2 separate regions of the Homo sapiens genome follow, and region 1 is linked to region 2. The links are chromatin loops, found by intact Hi-C in ENCODE. Cell type or tissue: PC-3. All regions are shown on one strand. Links, peaks and the distances in the headings refer to the core of each region. The heading gives the core; the rest is flanking DNA. Region 1 has its middle 7.6 kb from the start of RAD18. Region 2 has its middle 10 kb from the start of THUMPD3.

Evidence for each region. Hi-C counts contacts between places; a loop is a spot of excess contacts. Peaks named below come from ENCODE experiments on the same cell type or tissue, not always from the same donor. Only the 100,000 strongest peaks of a DNase experiment are listed, where the experiment ranks them.
Region 1: it touches region 2 in a loop (8-fold over the local background); 9 of 110 quality-filtered maps call a loop at or near these places.

Annotation. Positions count from the first base shown.
Region 1 is chr3:8,966,807-8,975,312 of GRCh38, forward strand. No RefSeq gene overlaps it. Among named protein-coding and RNA genes, the nearest start is that of RAD18, 7.6 kb to the left of the region's middle. RefSeq lists a silencer at 4,199-4,493. In PC-3, for the core only: CTCF peaks have their summits at 4,351 (motif pointing right) and 4,550; DNase peaks (open chromatin) are centred at 4,385 and 5,935.
Region 2 is chr3:9,348,451-9,356,956 of GRCh38, forward strand. It overlaps a transcript of SRGAP3 not described here and the pseudogene PGAM1P4. Among named protein-coding and RNA genes, the nearest start is that of THUMPD3, 10 kb to the right of the region's middle. In PC-3, for the core only: a CTCF peak has its summit at 4,904 (motif pointing right); DNase peaks (open chromatin) are centred at 3,481, 4,921 and 6,361; H3K4me3 peaks cover 954 bases; H3K27ac peaks cover 5,000 bases.

The DNA.
Region 1 (8,506 bases), core at 1,922-6,921, 380 kb before region 2:
TTACCCCGTCCACCTGCCTGTCAGACCACCATCACCTCTGGGAGCTTCTCACTGAGGCCAGCTACCTGTCTGTCACCAAAGCCTCTTCTTAGGAGGAGTCCCAACCCCTCCTATTGATCCTTCAAACAAGTGTTTGCTGAGCACCTACTATATGCCCAAGCAGAGGTGACAAGTACACTAGACAGAGGAATGCCCAGTCCAAGTCAAGGTCTGCAGATGGGAAGAGCTTTGAGATCAGACAGGAAGAACTTTTAAGGGAGGGAACTGTATTAGGACTTTTTGGTTCAAAGTGCTGAATTAGAAAGCTAACTCAAAATGGCCTAAGCAAGAAAGGCAGTGTGTTAGCTCATGTAACTGAAAAGACCTGAGGTAGGTATTCAGGTATGGCTTGATCCAGGTGGTCTCTCTTCTTCCCTCTCAATTACTCTTTCTTCTTTTTTTTTTTTTTTTTTTGAGACGGAGTCTAACTGTGTCGCCCATGCTGGAGTGCAGTGGTGTAATCTCAGCTCACTGCAACCTCTGTCTCCTGGGTTCAAGCGATTATCCTGCTTCAGCCTCCCTACTGGGACAACAGGCGTGTGCCACCATGCCCAACTAATTCTTGTGTATTTTTAGTAGAGACGGGGTTTCACCATATTGGTTAGGCTGGTCTTGAACTCCTGACCTCGTGAACTCCCAGCCTCAGCCTTCCAAAGTGCTGGGATTACAGGCGTGAGCCACCGCGCCTGGCCATAATCACTCTTTCTTAATGCCTTATATCTTCTTCCCTCACTGTCGACTTAACGCTCATGCAGGCTCCCCCCATGAGAGGCAAACATGGCTCCAGAAGCTCCAGGCCTGCATTCTATTAGCACAGCTGCCTCAGCAGAAAGGACGGACCTCATTCCCAACAGTTCTCAGCAAAAGTACCAGGAGCAAGTCTCACTGGCCAGAATTGGGTCACATGCCCATCCTTGAACCAATCGCTGTGCCTCAGATTATCTAAGTGTGAGTTTGGGAGTGGGAGTGATGCCCCAAATGAACAACAGGGTGTGACATACAGAAAAAGAGGGAATGGGCGCCTGCAAGTAAGCAGGTTGCAAAAATGCTTATAAATTTTTCCCCTGCCTATCCACACTTTGTTTCCATGGGACTCCTTCCAGCAACAGGTGGGTCTGTGGCTCCACTCCTTGAATCTGGGGTTGATCTTGTGATTTGCTTTGGCCAACAGGACATTAACAAAGGTGACCCAAGCAGAGGCTTGTGCACTAATAGCCACCATGTGAATAAGCCCCAGCTTGTGATCCTCCTGGGTGATCAGAGACAGACAGCCAAGTTACCTTGCCACCCCAGCCAACATCAAACCACCTACAATACATAAGTGAGGTCATCCTAGACTATCCAGCCCCAGCCAAAGCACCTGCTTACTGCAGAGATCAGCTCAGCCAGCCCTGACCAGAAAACTGCTCAACATACCCACGGGATCATGGCAAATAATAAATGTTTATTCTCTTAAGCCTCTAACTGTGGGCATGGGTTGTTCCACAGCAATGGTTTACTGATGCAATGATTAAAAACCATGGTGACCCTGTACAGGAGTCTTCCACTTGCCCGGAGCCTGGCTCAGGAGCCCCCAGATACAGAGTGGCTGGAGCCCCAGTCCTGCTGGTCCTTCATCTTTCCCATAGCCAACTCCCAGCATCCTCTCCTGCTCTGTTAGACCCCTGTGCCTGTCTCTGCTCTGCTTCCATTCTGGTGCATAATTCCGATTACGGGTGCCAGGGGCTGGCCCGTGCAACTCCTCCTGCCTCCATAGGCTCCTAGCCATTCTTCCTTACAAAGAGGCAGCCACCAACCTGCAACCATTTGAAAGGTGTGTGGCTGAGTCCTGTACCAGAAAATCTCTCCCACCATCTGTCATGGCATCTGGACGCCCTACTTTTTTGGTTGTTAAAGCTTATTTGGTTTCCCAGAGCCCCAGAGGAGAGCTGACTGCTCCTCTGGGAGAGTGAAAGCAGGTTACACCTCATGTTATAGCACAAACACACTAATAGCAACTGTTTAGTCTCCCTCACTAAACCATGGGTTCCTGGAGGAGACAGAACCAGCCTTTCTCTTCCCAACTCCTCTGTGCCCTAGCACAGCTGTGAGTGACCTGGATAGACCCCACAAATGTAGCGGGGACCCAACAAATGTTCTCTGGGTGAGTTACCCAGAAAGACACCAAACACATGCCTGAGCCTGGGGCCCTGGGACATAGGAGTGCCAGGGCTCAGGGAGCCAAGCAAAGAACCGTTGAAAGGAGACAGAATTGTCACCAATTGATATAGTTTACAGCAACGAAGGGAACATGATGTAGAGTCACACAGACAGAAATCTGAATCCATGCTCTGTCACTTACCATCTGGTCTCGGATAAGACACTCATTTCTCTGAGCCTTATTTTCCTCTTCTGTAAGATTGAAATAATAATGACTGACTTAGAGGGCTGTTATAAGGATTAGCTCTTTTAAAAAGGCTGGAAATCACCTAGCAGAGCACCTGTCACATGGTGAACGGCTGCGTATGGCAGTGGGAGTTACAGTTGTAATTATTACTGTTATCATCACTAATAAATATGTTGACCAGAGGGTACAAAGGTTAAGAGCGCCAACTCTGAAGTCAGACTGCCTGGGTCCAAATCTCAGCTCTCCCACTTGCCGTGTGTGGAGTGTGGTCTCTAAATACCATCCCCACTAAAAGGAAACAGTGTTTCTTGGAGAAATGTTTGGTTTTAGGTCTGGGGCAGGGCAGGTACAAGATGAGCCTAGAACATCTTATTGTGCCCCCAGTAAAGAAGTTGAAAACTAGTGGATGTAAGAGGCAGCTTGAACTTGCTTCTACGCACTTAAGCAATAAAAAGAACATCAATTGCAATGGATTGAAATGCACTGGATATTTTTACATCGAGAAAGTTATAATTAATCTCAGCAAAACAAAGGAAAGCCTTCATTTACTGCCACTGGGGGTTGTCATTGTATCAGCTTCTTACTCTGAAAGTTGATGAATAATAGAAAAGAATTAAGCATTTATTCCTCCTTTTCAGAATAAGCTATGTTTAGAGAAATACTAGCTCTTGTGGATAAGTATTCAATTAGTAGCTAAAACATATAGAGGAAATGATAAAATTAGAAACTCACCATTTTGCAGATTCTAATGAAATATTATTGTTTCAAGCAATGATCACCAATGGGTGATAAAACAGTTCTGAGAGTGGTTCTTGGGGAACTGGATATGTATCAGGTCCCCAAATTATCAGGCCAACAAGTTCACTTGTTACTCACAGAGAAAGATGAGGATGAACCCACCTGAACTTATTCATCAAGTTTTTTGATCCTAAAAGTGGGCACCAAGCAGTGGGTACCTCCTGATGTGATGTAATATGAAGTGCACGTCACCTAGGAAGTGTACTCTCCAAAAATGGTGAAACTGAATCTAATCAAAGGTGTAGATCCAACTTGCCATTTAAAAGACATACAGAGTAGGATCAGGCAGGGTGGCTCACGCCTGTAATCTCAGCACTTTGGAAGGCCAAGTATGATCCCAGGAGTTTGAGACCAGCCTGGGCAACGTAGTGAGATTCAGCCCCCACCCCAGTCTCTACCAAAAGAAAAAAAAAAAATACAAAAAATTAATCAGGGATGGTGGTGCACACCTGTAGTCCTGGCTACTCAGGAGGCTGAGGTGGGAAAATCATCTAAGTCCAGAAAGGCAAGGTTGCATTGAGCCGTGATTGCACCACTGCACTCCAGCCTGGGCGATGGAATGACACCCTATCTCAAAAAAATAAATAGAATAAAATAAAAAAACATACAGGGGAGGACAGCAACCAGTGAACTGACAACTCAAGGAAGCAGTCAGGCAAATGCTGGTTGTGGGGCATTTCACCAGAAAACAAGCTCAGCCAGTCATGACGGGGCATACTCTAGAAAAATTAAGAGACAATACTCATTAGACGGGATGCTGATTTGAACAAAGCAACTTTTAAATGACATTTTTGGAACAATCAAGGAAAATGGAATATGGATTAGGTAACATGTTATTGAGAAATTGTCATTAGTTTTATTCAGTGTGATCATGAGATTGTCATCATTATGCAGGAAAATGTCATTTTTAGAGACATATACTGATATGTTTCAGGGTAAAATGTCATGGTGTTAGCGATTTTTTTGAAATTCAAAAACAGAGGTAAAGCAAACTCATAAAAATGTGAATAATTTTTAAAACTAGATGATAGACATAATGGGTTAACTGTGCTATTCTCTGCATTCTGTAAATCTGAAAATTTTGATAACAAAAATTAGAGGCTGCTTACCCTGCCTGCCATCTTACAAATGACCACATGAGGGCAGCAGAGTATCAGGCTGGATGTGGGCTCGCGCTTTGAGAGGGAAATGCAGATAGGCGATCATCCCACTCATGCGTAATTTATTTACTTCTCATCTTTTCTTCTAACCCATCATTTAGTAAGCACTATGTGCAGGGGCCTGTGCTGGGCCTATAGGGGACAAAATGTCGAATTCACCCGATCTGGGATCCTGCAGCCACATATATTATGTCTGTATCTGGAGGCCAAGGAAGGGATGGTGACCAGGAACCTCTGTCCTGCTGGGTCTACCAGAAACACAGGTATCTCTGTGTTTGGCATCACTGGAAATGGAGACCTTGGCCAGACATGTTGGAAACAAAGAAATTAATGTGGGGAATGGAGGTAGCTGGCCACTCATGTTGTGTGAGTTGATCTGCATGCATTGGGGTTTACCACTTACTACTGTGATCTTGGGAAAATTACTTTACCTCTCTGAACCTCACAGGACTAATAATAGTTTATATCTTATAGCTGTCTGTTGCAAGAGAATGAGACTGTCTATGAAAAATTGCTTAAAACAGTGCCTAGCACATAGTAAGTGCTCAAGATGAACATATTTACCTGTCTATATGGAGAAAATGGTGAATGCAGCTTTGGGACTGGGGCACTGGAATCAAGACTCTCCAAAAGGCAAGATCACAACTATAGCAGCTACATTTATTGGGGGTTTCTCTGTGTCAGATGCTGTCCCAACAGCAAGCCTACAAGGCAGGGCTGTTACTGTCCCTACTTTAGAAATGAGAACTGAAGTGTTCACTTTCCCGAGGTCTTTCAGTGAGAAAGGAGGGAAGCTGGGATTTAAACCCAGGCAGCCTAGCCTTGGAGTCCTCATTCATATCCACCAGGGTGGCTGTACTCCTTTTTGGGGATGGGTGCTGTGGAAAGACAAAGCATTTACCTGGAGACAGGGGTGTGATCCTGCAGTCGACAGGGGCCTGTGGACCTGGGGAAGGGATGCGAGAATGTCCATGCTATGAATGTGTTTCTCAAGAGTGTCCTCTGGAGACTGGAGCTCTTGATAAGCTCTCTGGGCTTTGCCTGCTCAGCATCTTTGTTCTTTCTTTCAAGAGGCAGGATCGCACTCTGTTGCCCAGACTAGAGGGCAGTGGTGTGATCACAGCTCACTGCAGCCTCAAACTCCTGGGCTCAAGTGAGATCCTCCTACCTCAGCCTCCCAAGTAGCAGGAATTACAGGCTCACGCCACCATGCCTGCCTCATTGTGTGTGTGTGTGTGTGTGTGTGTGTGTGTGTGTGTGTGTGTGTGTGTGTGTGTCTGTAGTGACAGAGTCTCACTATGTTACCCAGGTTGGTCTCAAACTCCTACCCTCAAGTGAACCTCCCTCCCTACCTCCCAAAGTGCTGGGATTACAGGATTGAGCCACCACACCTGGCCCCAGCATCATCCTTCCAATAATAGAACTCATCTATTCATTTTGGGAAACAGCCCTTAATCTACTCTCAACCATGTGGTCAGGCAAGGCTAATCCCAAATCTAGCTCAAGACTGGGCAAGTAGCCAGATCTGGTCAATGACAGTAAGACCCACCCTCCACTGAGTGATTGGTTCATGGTAAGCATGTGACTCAAGCTAGGCCAATCAGAGGCAATCCTGGGACTCTGACTCATTCACTGGGAAAGAGAGACAGTTTTTTCTACTGGGGTAGCTAAATGCTAGGACGCAAGTCTAGAACTGCTTTGGGCCATCTTTGCCATCACTTGAGAAGAATCAGCCTGAGAGTACAGTGTGAAGGAACGCAGGGCTGAGAAGTGGAGAGACCCAATCCTGTTGACATCCTTGGAATACTTGGGCCCAGCCTGCTTAAATCCATTTTTATCTCTGGACTTTTCATACAGATGGGGGCAAAAAGCATGCCTTGTGATACAAACCAGGCTAAGTTGGGTTGTTGTCACTGGTAACCAACCAAGTCCTTAATACATTTCTCGACAGCATGGTATAAAGCAAAAAGGGTCATGCTATTTATCAGAAGATTAAAGACCTCTAAGCACTAGTTTATGTCCAGTTACAATAACTGGCAAATGAAGAAGGAAAATCTTGTTCCACGGATGACTGGACTCTGAGTTGCCCGGGAAGGGAAGTCTGCAGCTCTGTGACATGCAGGGGCCATTGATCTCCATGTTAGGAGGAATTTGAATCAATCTCTCAGTGGGTCAGACGGACCATGTGTGGATGTCTGGATGGAGAAGGGAAGCAGAGCTGGAAGTCCGGAAACATCACTGAATGGGGGCACTCAAGGCTCCGAAACACTAATAATAATACTTCCTCCTGGCCAGGCCCGGTGGCTCACACCTGTAATCCCAGCACTTTGGGAGGCCGAGGCGGGTAGATCACTTGAGGTCAGGAGTTCGGGACCAGCCTGGCCAACATGGTGAAAACTCATCTCTATTAAAAATACAAACAATTAGCCAGGCACGGGGATGGTCGCCTGTAATCCCAGCTACTTGGGAGGCTGGGACAGAAGAATTGCTTGAGCCCGGGAGGCAGAGGTTGCAGTGAGCCAAGACTGCGCCACTGCACTCTAGCCTGGGTGACAAAGCAAGACTTCATCTCGAAAAATAATAATAATGATAATAATAATAATAATACTCTTCCTCTTGCATCGGCCCTCAGATAAAGAGAAGCAGGTTCACTGTAATCTGGGATTCATGACATAGCATCGTGGCCCCTGCAGCACTTTAATCCTCAATTATCATGCAAGCCCTCCGTTGTTAAAAAGTGGCTGTGGTCCAGAGCCAGAGATGATGAATTATTACTATTATTATTATTATTAGACAATGTCTCATTCTGTCACCCAGGCTGGAGGGCAGTGGCACAATACTGGCTCACGGCAGCCTTAAATTCCTGGGCTCAAGTGATCTTCTTGCCTCTGCCTCTTAAGTAGCTGGGACTACAGGCGTGCACTACCACACCTAGCTAATTTTTTATTTTTATTTTTTTAGTAGAGATAAGATCTCATTCTGTTGCCCAGGCTGGTCTCAAACTCCTGGCCTCAAGAGATCCTCCCGGCTTGGTCTCCCAAAGTGCTGGGATTACAGGCATGAGCCACCACACCCAGCCATTAATTTTTTAACAATAATAAGTAGAATCAAGTAATGCCCCTATTGCAACCTTCCAAGGGCTTCTCATTGTTCTTAGAATAACTTCAAAATGGATACCATGGCGCAAAAGGCCCTGCCTGTGTTCTTCTCGACAGCTGTTCTCACATCTCTCACCCCCTCAGCTCCAGCCACATGGCCTTCTCCATTCTCCTCCTGTGCCAATCTCTTTCTCTTCATGTGCCTGCCTGGTCACCCCTTGGCATGGTGGTCTCCTTCTCAGGCTTTTCCCAGTTTAAACTCCCCTCCTCAGAGAGGCCGGCCCAACCTCTCAGTCTAAAGCAGATTCTAGTATTCTTCCTCCCCATGCCCTGGGTGTTTCTGGCTTTGTGGTTGTCATTATCTGTCGCCAGCATTTGGCCATAAGCTCCATTGGGATCTTGGTCTGCTTGGTTCAAAGCTGCATCCCAGAATAACACTTGGCACACAGTAAGTTTCAAGAACTGTTTGTTAAATGAGGGAATGACCACCAAAGATATGACTTTGTTTAGCTACCAAGCCCACCTCACTCAGAAATGGCACTTTCCCCCCAGTTGTAGGTGAAGATTCATTTCATCCATAAATAATTATTGAGTACCTACTATGTGCTAGACACCCTACTACCATCTCGAGACAGTATGGACAAGATAGACAAAACCCCAGATTTTCTGGAGCTTACATTCTGGATTGAGGGAGACAGACTACACATAAAGAAACAAATCAATTCCAATGATGATAAGGGCAATGAAGAAAATAAAACATATTAACCTCATGGTGACTGCTTTAAGCAAGGAGGTCAGGGGAGGTGTCTCTGAGGCAGTGAGGAGTGGTTGGGAGACCTGATACTAGGTTCTCTGGGTATCAGAGGAAGGTCCCAGGCCTTTTTAGCCACCCCACAAATCCCAGCCTGGAGTCCAGTATGGAGCCGGCCCCGGGCCTCCAGTGTGAGGCTGACCTGCTTTCTGGGGTGGCTGAAAAGGCCTGGGAAGTTCTTGTCCTCTCTCTGCCTCTTCTTGGCATCCCTTTA
Region 2 (8,506 bases), core at 1,849-6,848:
CTACAAATTGGTGTTGATCCAGCATGGCGAGAGCATGTGGAATCCGGAGAACCGCTTCAGCAGCTGGTACAACACCGACCTGAGCCCAGCGGGCCATAAGGAGGCGAAGTGTGGCAGGCAGGTGCTGTGAGAAGCCGGCTGAGTTTGACATCTGCTTCACCTCAGTGCAGAAGAGAGTGATCCAGACCCTCTGGACAGTGCTAGATGCCATTGATCAGACGTGGCTGCCAGTAGTGAGGATTGGTGCCTCAATGAGCAGCACTCTGGGGGTCTGATCGGTCTCAATAAAGCAGAAACTGCTGCAAAGCATGGTGAGGCCCAGGTGAAGATCTGGAGGCACTCCTATGATGTCCCACCACCTCTAATGGAGCCCGACCATCCTTTCTACAACATCAGTAAGGATCGCAGGTTTGCAAACCTCACTGAAGATCAGCTACCCTCCTGTGAGAGTCTGAAGGACACTATTGCCAAGGCTCTGCCCTTTTGGAATGAAGAAATAGTTCCCCAGATCAAGGAGGGGAAGCAGGTACTAATTGCAGCCCATGGCAACAGCCCCCCGGGCATTGTCAAGCATCTGGAGGGCCTCTCTGAAGAGGCTATCATGGAGCTGAACCTGCCCACTGGTATTCCCGTTGTCTATGAATTGGACAAGAACTTGAAACCCATACAGTTCCTGGGGGATGAAGAGACCATGCGTAAAGCCATGGAAGCTGTGGCTGCCCAGGGTAAGGCCAAGAAGTAAAGGCCAGCGGGCAGGCTACTGTCCCCAGGAGCACCCTCCCTGCCCATCGCGTCCCCCTGCCCCTCCCTCCTGCACATGTCACACTGACCACATCTGTAGGCATCTTGAGCTGTAGCTGCAGATGGGCACCAGTGGCTCCCATTTTCATTTTAGCCATTTTGTCTCCTGCACCCACTCCCTTCATACAATCTAGTCAGAACAGCACTTCTAGGGCAAGGCTTCTCAGCCCAAGCTGTGGAAAGCTCCTCTTGTCCAACAGAGTTTAAAGGTAGTGACCTGGGTTTTCACAAGTGCTTTGTTTACTAAGGATTTGTGGGGAGGAACCATGCCAAGCCATGACCAATGAAGCAAGACAGCCTGTTAAGCCACTGCCTGGGGGCTCTATTCATTCCAGTGGAAGATGAATATAACCTCTATGGTGATATGACAACTGTTTCTTCCCTGACCCCAGAGAAGCTGGCTCCAGAAGGTTGGGATCAATCCTGAATTTAGTTTATGTGTTACATTTATTTTATTTTTTTAAAAAGGTATAGTATATATAAATAATACAAAACAATAATCCTTCTGGGATTTCTCGTGGCAGTTGAAATAGTCCCACATGTGGTCATCAGAAAATAAGCCATTCCTCATACCAACATGGAATAAGCTCCTTGACCTCTGAGGGTTAGAAGTACTTCCTGCTGTGTGTTTTGGAATCCCTCCCCCACCTTGTTTCGTGACAATGAAATGCCTCTTGGTCTTGTCCAAGTGTGTCTCTCTCTGACTGATTTCTGAATCATGTTCTAGTTGCTTGGCCCTGACACATGGGCCCAGTGTTCATTTGAGCATAGCAGTACTAAATCCTTTTTCCTGATCTGTACAATAAAGGAGTGATCTGTAAAAAAAAAAAGACAAATGTGAATAATTTCATTTATTATAGTCCTGAGTTGCCATAGGTTATATTTATTGAGTGCCATCTACTCTATGTCAGACACTGTCCTAAGTGCTTTACGTGCACAATTTAATTCAGTCAACACATATTCACTGCACACCTTGTGTGTGCCAGGCACTTTTCTAAGCAAAGAATATTTTTGTAGAGAACAAAACAGATGAAAATCTCCTTCTTGGAGCTTACATTTCAGTAGGGAAGGTCTTATTTAATCATCACAACAAAGAAAAGAGATAGGAAAGGCAAGGAGAGAGGGAAAGGATATGTATGGACAGAAAAAGATAATTTAGGGAGGGGAATGCAAAGGAGAAGAAGGTTAGAGTAAAGCATCATCTTCAGGGCTTTGAGATGCTGGATGAAATGGATAAGTCCCTGTCCATGCCTCAGACTCTTCAACATGATGGCTAGGAGGGTCCCAGTACAATGGGTTTAGTGAAAAGTCTGAGTTGTAACTATGTTTGAAGAAATATGCTTCCACATTATTTCAAATGTAGATGGTAATTTGAGGTGCTAACAAAGTCTTTCTGAATAGACTTTCTGAATAGTCTTTCTGTTTTAATAAAGAGATCAGACACATCTGTAATAAGCAGTGTTCACTTGCACATGTAACTCTTCTTTCTTCCAGCTACTCTGGTGAAAGGGAAAAAAAATCAGTGGCCTAATGATGAGCCAGCTAGCTGGCTGAATTTCTCACCAGCACCAACCATAATATTAATAGATACCATTAACTGAGAACTTATTATTTGCTACATAACAAACTACCCCAAAACTTAGTAGTTTACCACAGTGATTTATTATTTCTTGTCATCCCGGGGGTTGGCAGGTGAGTTCTGGGCTCACCTAGGCTTGCTCATGTGACTGTAGTCAGATGGTGGGCTCTGCTAGGATGCTGGCTCCCTCATGCCTCTTTTTTCATGTGGTCTTTCAACATGCAAGAGTTCAGGCTGGGCTTCTTTACATAGAGGCAAGAGCAGTCCAAGAGAGGAAAAAAGGAGGCTCTTGCAACCTAGACTTGGAATTAGCCAGTGACACATCTGCCACATTCTAGGGGGTCAAAGTAAATCATAAACCCAGCCGAGATACCACCTTTTCTAGAAAGCAATAGTGGTACTTATAACCATGAGAAGAATTGTTGAAAAACCTTTGTAGGCAATCTACTTCATTTGCCATGTGCCAGAAATTTTACCTTATCTCAGTGAAACTTCCCAGCAATTTATGAGATAGTCACCATTGTATCCCTATTTTCCAGTCAAAGAAAATGTTCCTGAAAGGCTAAATATCCTTTTGCAAGTTGGTGGAAGATCTAGGACCAATCTTAATCGCGTTAGAGTTCCAATTCACAAGCATCCTTCAATAAGGGATCCCAATTCACAAGCATCCCTCAATAAGGTCAGTAGAGTTAGAGGGATTGAACCCCATATTCCCTCCTCCCTGAGGGAAGAAGAAGAGCCTGGAACAGTCATGTGCTGCGTAACAAAGTTTTAGTGAATGCATGGACCGCATATACAAAAGTGGTCCCATAAGATTATAATACTCTATTTTTCCTGTACCTTTTTTATGTTTAGATACACATATACTTACCATTGTGTTACAATTGCCTACAGTATCCAATACAGTAACATACTGTCAGGTTTGTAGCCTAGGAGCAACAGGCTGTATCAAACAGCCTAGGTGTTGTCAAATTATACCCCCAGTTAACAGACAAAATGGATTCTCTGTGGCTCAAAAGTAAAAACAGACCCAAGGGGCCATGGAAGGGTGAGGGAGCAGTCAAGCTCTTCGTGTCCTTAGAGAATGCTGCAAAACCTGTTTTTCTGCAACCAAGTCAAAGAAGAGTTCCTGGAAACAACGGCAGCTGGGAATTCCCCAGTTGACCACCACAAGACCACCTCCTGCCAACAGACAACCTGGAACCAGCCAATTAAGAGAGACTGGTGATTTGGGGCTTTAAGGCCATCTAATCGACACTCTGTTTCTGACTCCCCTGATTACCCTCCCCTGTCCTGCAGTTTTTGCCTTTATAATCTCTAACTTTCCACCCTGCTTAGAGCCCACTTCTGTTTTACACCTGAAGCTGCATTTCCCCAATCTGCAGATTGTTTTTTACAGAAAATAAAACTCTCCCCTTTTCCTCCACAGATGTTATGGACATTTTTTTTTTTTTTTTTTTTGAGATGGAGTCTCACTCTGTCACCCAGGCTGAAGCACAGTGGCACGATCTCAGCTCACTGCTGCCTCCACCTCCCAGCTTCAAGTGATTCTCCTGCCTCAGCCTCCTGAGTTGCTGGGATTACAGGCACGCATCACTACGCCTGGCTAATTTTTGTATTATTAGTAGAGATAGGGTTTCACCATGTTGACCAGGCTGGTCTCAAACTCCTGACCTCAGGTGATCCACCCACCTCGGCCTCCCAAAGTGCTGGGATTACTGGCGTGAGCCACCATGCCTGGCCTCATGGTCTTTTGTTAACAGTGTGTAGCTGGCTATGGGTTCACACAATGACAAAATCACCTAACAGCACATTTCTCGGATCATATCCCCTTCTTTTAGCAATGCATGTCTGTAGTTAAGAGCTCTGCAGCTGGGGTCAGGCCACCTTGGTGTGCGTTTGAATCTTGGCTCTAAGTCTCATCAACTCTGTGACTTTAGGCCAGTTAGTTAGCCTCAATTTCATCACCTGTATAACACGGCTAATAAGAATATCTACCCCCATAGACTATTATGTGATATACAGGTAAAACTCTGCCTCAACTGAGTATGTGCTCTGTAAATGCTGATTTCTGTTGTTGTTCCCTGAGTGTCCTGATTGGTTTACCATGAATCAAGCAGTACTACAGTCCCAAGGCCACAGTCTCTAGGGCTGTTGTTGATGCTGAGCCTATGTGGCTTTATCATCATTGTCCCTGCTGATCTTGCTGGTGATTCTGCTTTGCCTTTGGCACCGTGTTGCTGCTGCAGTGACCACTGCTGAGGGATCCTGTCCCTTTCTTTGCTCATTTGTTGCACTTCCTGCTTCCTGCAGCTGCCCCTTTGTGCAGGAGACCTGATGGCTATCCATGTTTACCTACAACATTCTCCCTTGTCAGTGCTCTTTTCGTTCCTCTGATATCACACAGGGAGGAGAGAATGGAAGTTTCCCAGATTCAGGACATTCGCTGTATTTGACTCCTATACTAACTCAATTTGTGTTTTCTGTGCTTTGCAAAAGCAGTGTTTCAGCAGGAGGAACCACTAGGTGGCAGGGGTGCTGCATTCCCCAGCTCATGACCTTCTTCCAGTAATCTCAGTTATAAGGATACAGTTCCTTTCCAAACGAATGAGCTGCTTTTAAATCAACTTACTTATCAACATGAAATTCAAGGAGAAGAATAAATTTCATATACATTCTCTTGAAAATTTACTGTGATGGCACTAAGTCCACCAACAAGCTCTCACAGGGGTTATGTTACTAAAGCGGTTTTATAGCCCTTGGCTTGAAAGGGCACGGGAAAAGTAAATAAGCCTCTGCTTGCTTAGAGCACAGCCAAAGCTGATTGTATTTCCCTCTAGTTGTTAACACCTGACAGGACAAAGGTCCTTCGGGTTAAAGGTTCATGGACTCCTAGGCTATTATTTCATTAATAAGATTATATTAATAGATACATCTCTTATCTCTCAATGAGGTCCCAAAAGGTTTTCTTGGGGGAGATGGAATTTCAGTAGTGTACTGAATGAAAAGCAGGTGTAGGGGCATCCTTCTTTCAATTACATCCCCACAGGAATCCAACTGGCCAAGTGGGATCTTCTTTTAACAAAATAGATTGGGGAGTACAAGGAAGGGAGGAGAGGTAAAGGCCAGGAGTGCCAATGAAACCCTTGTCTCACAGTGCGGGGGATCAAGAGATGCTGTGCATAACTGACAGAACAAGAAGATGTTTAATACTAATATATCCCTTACACTTAAAAGGTAAATTTAATGTAGAGGAACAAACTACATTGGGTTGTAGCTATAATGGCAGAAGAAGGAAGGGGGCGACAGGATGGTGGTAATGTTAATAGGCTAAACTTCAAGTACCATAACAAAGTCCGCAGATAATAGCAAAAATTGAAAAAGCAAGAAATGGCACTACAAACGTGTCTTTTAGAGCCATGAAGGTAATCACCATAGAAACGAAAAGCAGAAGTGGCTAACAGTCCTTGCCTCTCTCTGCAGGAGAGGAAGAAGGTGGGCAAGGGAGTGGCTGTGCTATCTGACTTTCTACCCAGGACCTTGTTTTACTTTAAGAATAGGCAAGGAGGCCGGGCGCGGTGGCTCATGCCTGTAATCCCAGCACTTTGGGAGGCCGAGGCGGGTGGATCACGAGGTTAGGAGATCGAAACCATCCTGGCTAACACGGTGAAACCCGGTCTCTACTAAAAAACACAAAAAAAATTAGCCGGACATGGTGGCAGGCGCCTGTACTCCCAGCTACTGAGGAGGCTGAGGCAGAAGAATGGTGTGAACCCGGGAGGCGGAGCTTGCAGTGAGCCGAGATTGCGCCACTGCACTCCAGCCGGGGTGACAGAGCGAGACTCCATCTCAAAAAAAAAAAAAAAAAAAAGAATAGGCAAGGATAGGAAGACATTAAGGTAAAAAAGATATCCAGGTTTGTGGGAACAAGCACCACTGAGCTCCTCCTCATTTGTGTCACTATATCTGATATGAATCATCACACTTAATCATATGCTTGTTTACTCTTTAGTTTAATATAACCACTACTTCCAGTTAGAAAGAAATGAGTGGCTTCAATTTCTACATGTAATGTTACCTGTCTCAAACTGGCATTTTCTAGCAAGATCCATTTTAGTCAATATTTTCCAAGGAGGTCATCTGGTTCTTTCTGATATAAACGAACATACCATTTTTCTTTGTAATAAACCAGAACCATAAAGAGCATATGTGCCCACTTGTACTTACTTTGTGACAGTTTAGCCTCGTTCTTGGCCATGCATCTGTCAGCAGGACATGGTTACTCTAAACCAGCAAATCTGCTAAGTCTGACCCTCAAACTTCCTCTCCTTTCTTTTCAAACCCAAATCTAAAACACCAGCAATGACAGCCCATCCTTCAAAACACCCCAGAATTTGACAGTTCTCACCACACCCACCCCTAATATCCTAGTTTGAGATATCATCATCTCTCACTTGGACCAATGAAATCACCTAGTAACTGCTTCCATTCCTGCTCCCTAACATTGTCCAGGCAGCAGCCAGAGTGATTGTCTGTTTGTTCGTTTGTTTTGGTCAGGCACGGTGATAATTTGTGAGACACTGACTTCTACGATGTATCCATCCCATCTCTCTTCCACCTCTATCCTGCTCACTCCTCTGCAGCCTCACTGGCCACCTGGCTATTCCTAGGCCCTGCTGAATATGCTGAGGCCTTCTGCCTGGGATGCTCCCCTCCTGGCTATCTAAATAGCTTGCTCTGTTGTTTCATTCAGGGTCTACTTTGTCACCTTATCAAAGAGGCTTTACCTGACCACCTGACATACAATAGACATATTCCTCCACCTCTCCAGCACCGTCCACCAACCACCTTGCTTAATTTTTCTCCCTAATGCTTATTACCACAGAAATGTGATGTATATATTTTCTGTATTATCTGTTTCTTCCATTAGAACACAAGTAATTTATAAAGTAAAGACATTTATTTCTCACATTTCTGGAGGCTGGAAAGTCCAATGTCAAGGTGCTGGCATCTGGTGAGGGCCTTCTTGCTATGTCACCCCACGGCAGAAGGCAGAAGGGAAAGAGAACACACATGAGAGGGAGAAGGGAGCAAAACTCATCCTTTTATCTGGAATCCACTCCTGCAATAATTAACCTACTTCCATGATAACAGCATTAATTCATTCATCTAGGTAGAGCCCTCATGATCTAATCACAGCTTAAAGATCCCACTTCTCAACACTGTTCCAATGGGGCTTAAGTTTCAAACACATGAACTTTGGTGGCACACATTCAAACCACAGTAACATACTACCGGTGAACAACATGGGATAGAGAGATATTTCCTGAACCGTGAGACCTGTTTATGGGACTTTTTTTTCTTTTTTTTTTTTTTTTTTTGAGACAGGATCTCACTGTCACCCAGGCTGGAATACCATGGCACGATCTTGGCTCACTGCAACCTCCACCTCCCAGGCTCAAGCAATCCTCCCACCTCACCCTCCTAAGTAGCTGGGACCACAGGTATGCACTATCATGGCCAGCTAATTTTTTTTTTTTTTTTTTTTTTTTTTTTTTTTGAGACAGAGTCCCGCTCTATCGCCCAGGCTGGAGTGCAGTGGCGCAAACTGGGCTCACTGAAAGTGCTGCCTCCCGGGTTCATGCCATCCTCCTGCCTCAGCCTCCTGCGTAGCTGGGACTACAGGCGCCCGCCACCACATCCGGCTAATTTTTTTGTATTTTTAGTAGAGATGGGGTTTCACCGTGTTAGCCAGGATGGTCTCGATCTCCTGACCTCGTGATCCGCCCGCCTCAGCCTCCCACAGTGCTAGGATTACAGGCGTGAGCCACCACGCTCAGCCAATTTTTGTATTTTTTGTAGAGATGAGGTTTTGCCATGTTGCCCAGGTTGGTCTCAAACTCCTGAGCTCAAGCAACCCACCTGCCTCGGCCTCCTAAAGTGCTGGGATTACAGCCATGAGCCACTGTGCCCAGCCTGGGACATGATTTTAGATAGTACAAAGATAGGCATTAAATAACACCAAATCAGGTCAAGAGAATATTTTCTTTTGATGACTTAATCTCTCTCATTATGTCAAGAAAATCTCATTATTGCTAGTTTGTCTCTAATATTTGTAATTTGTAT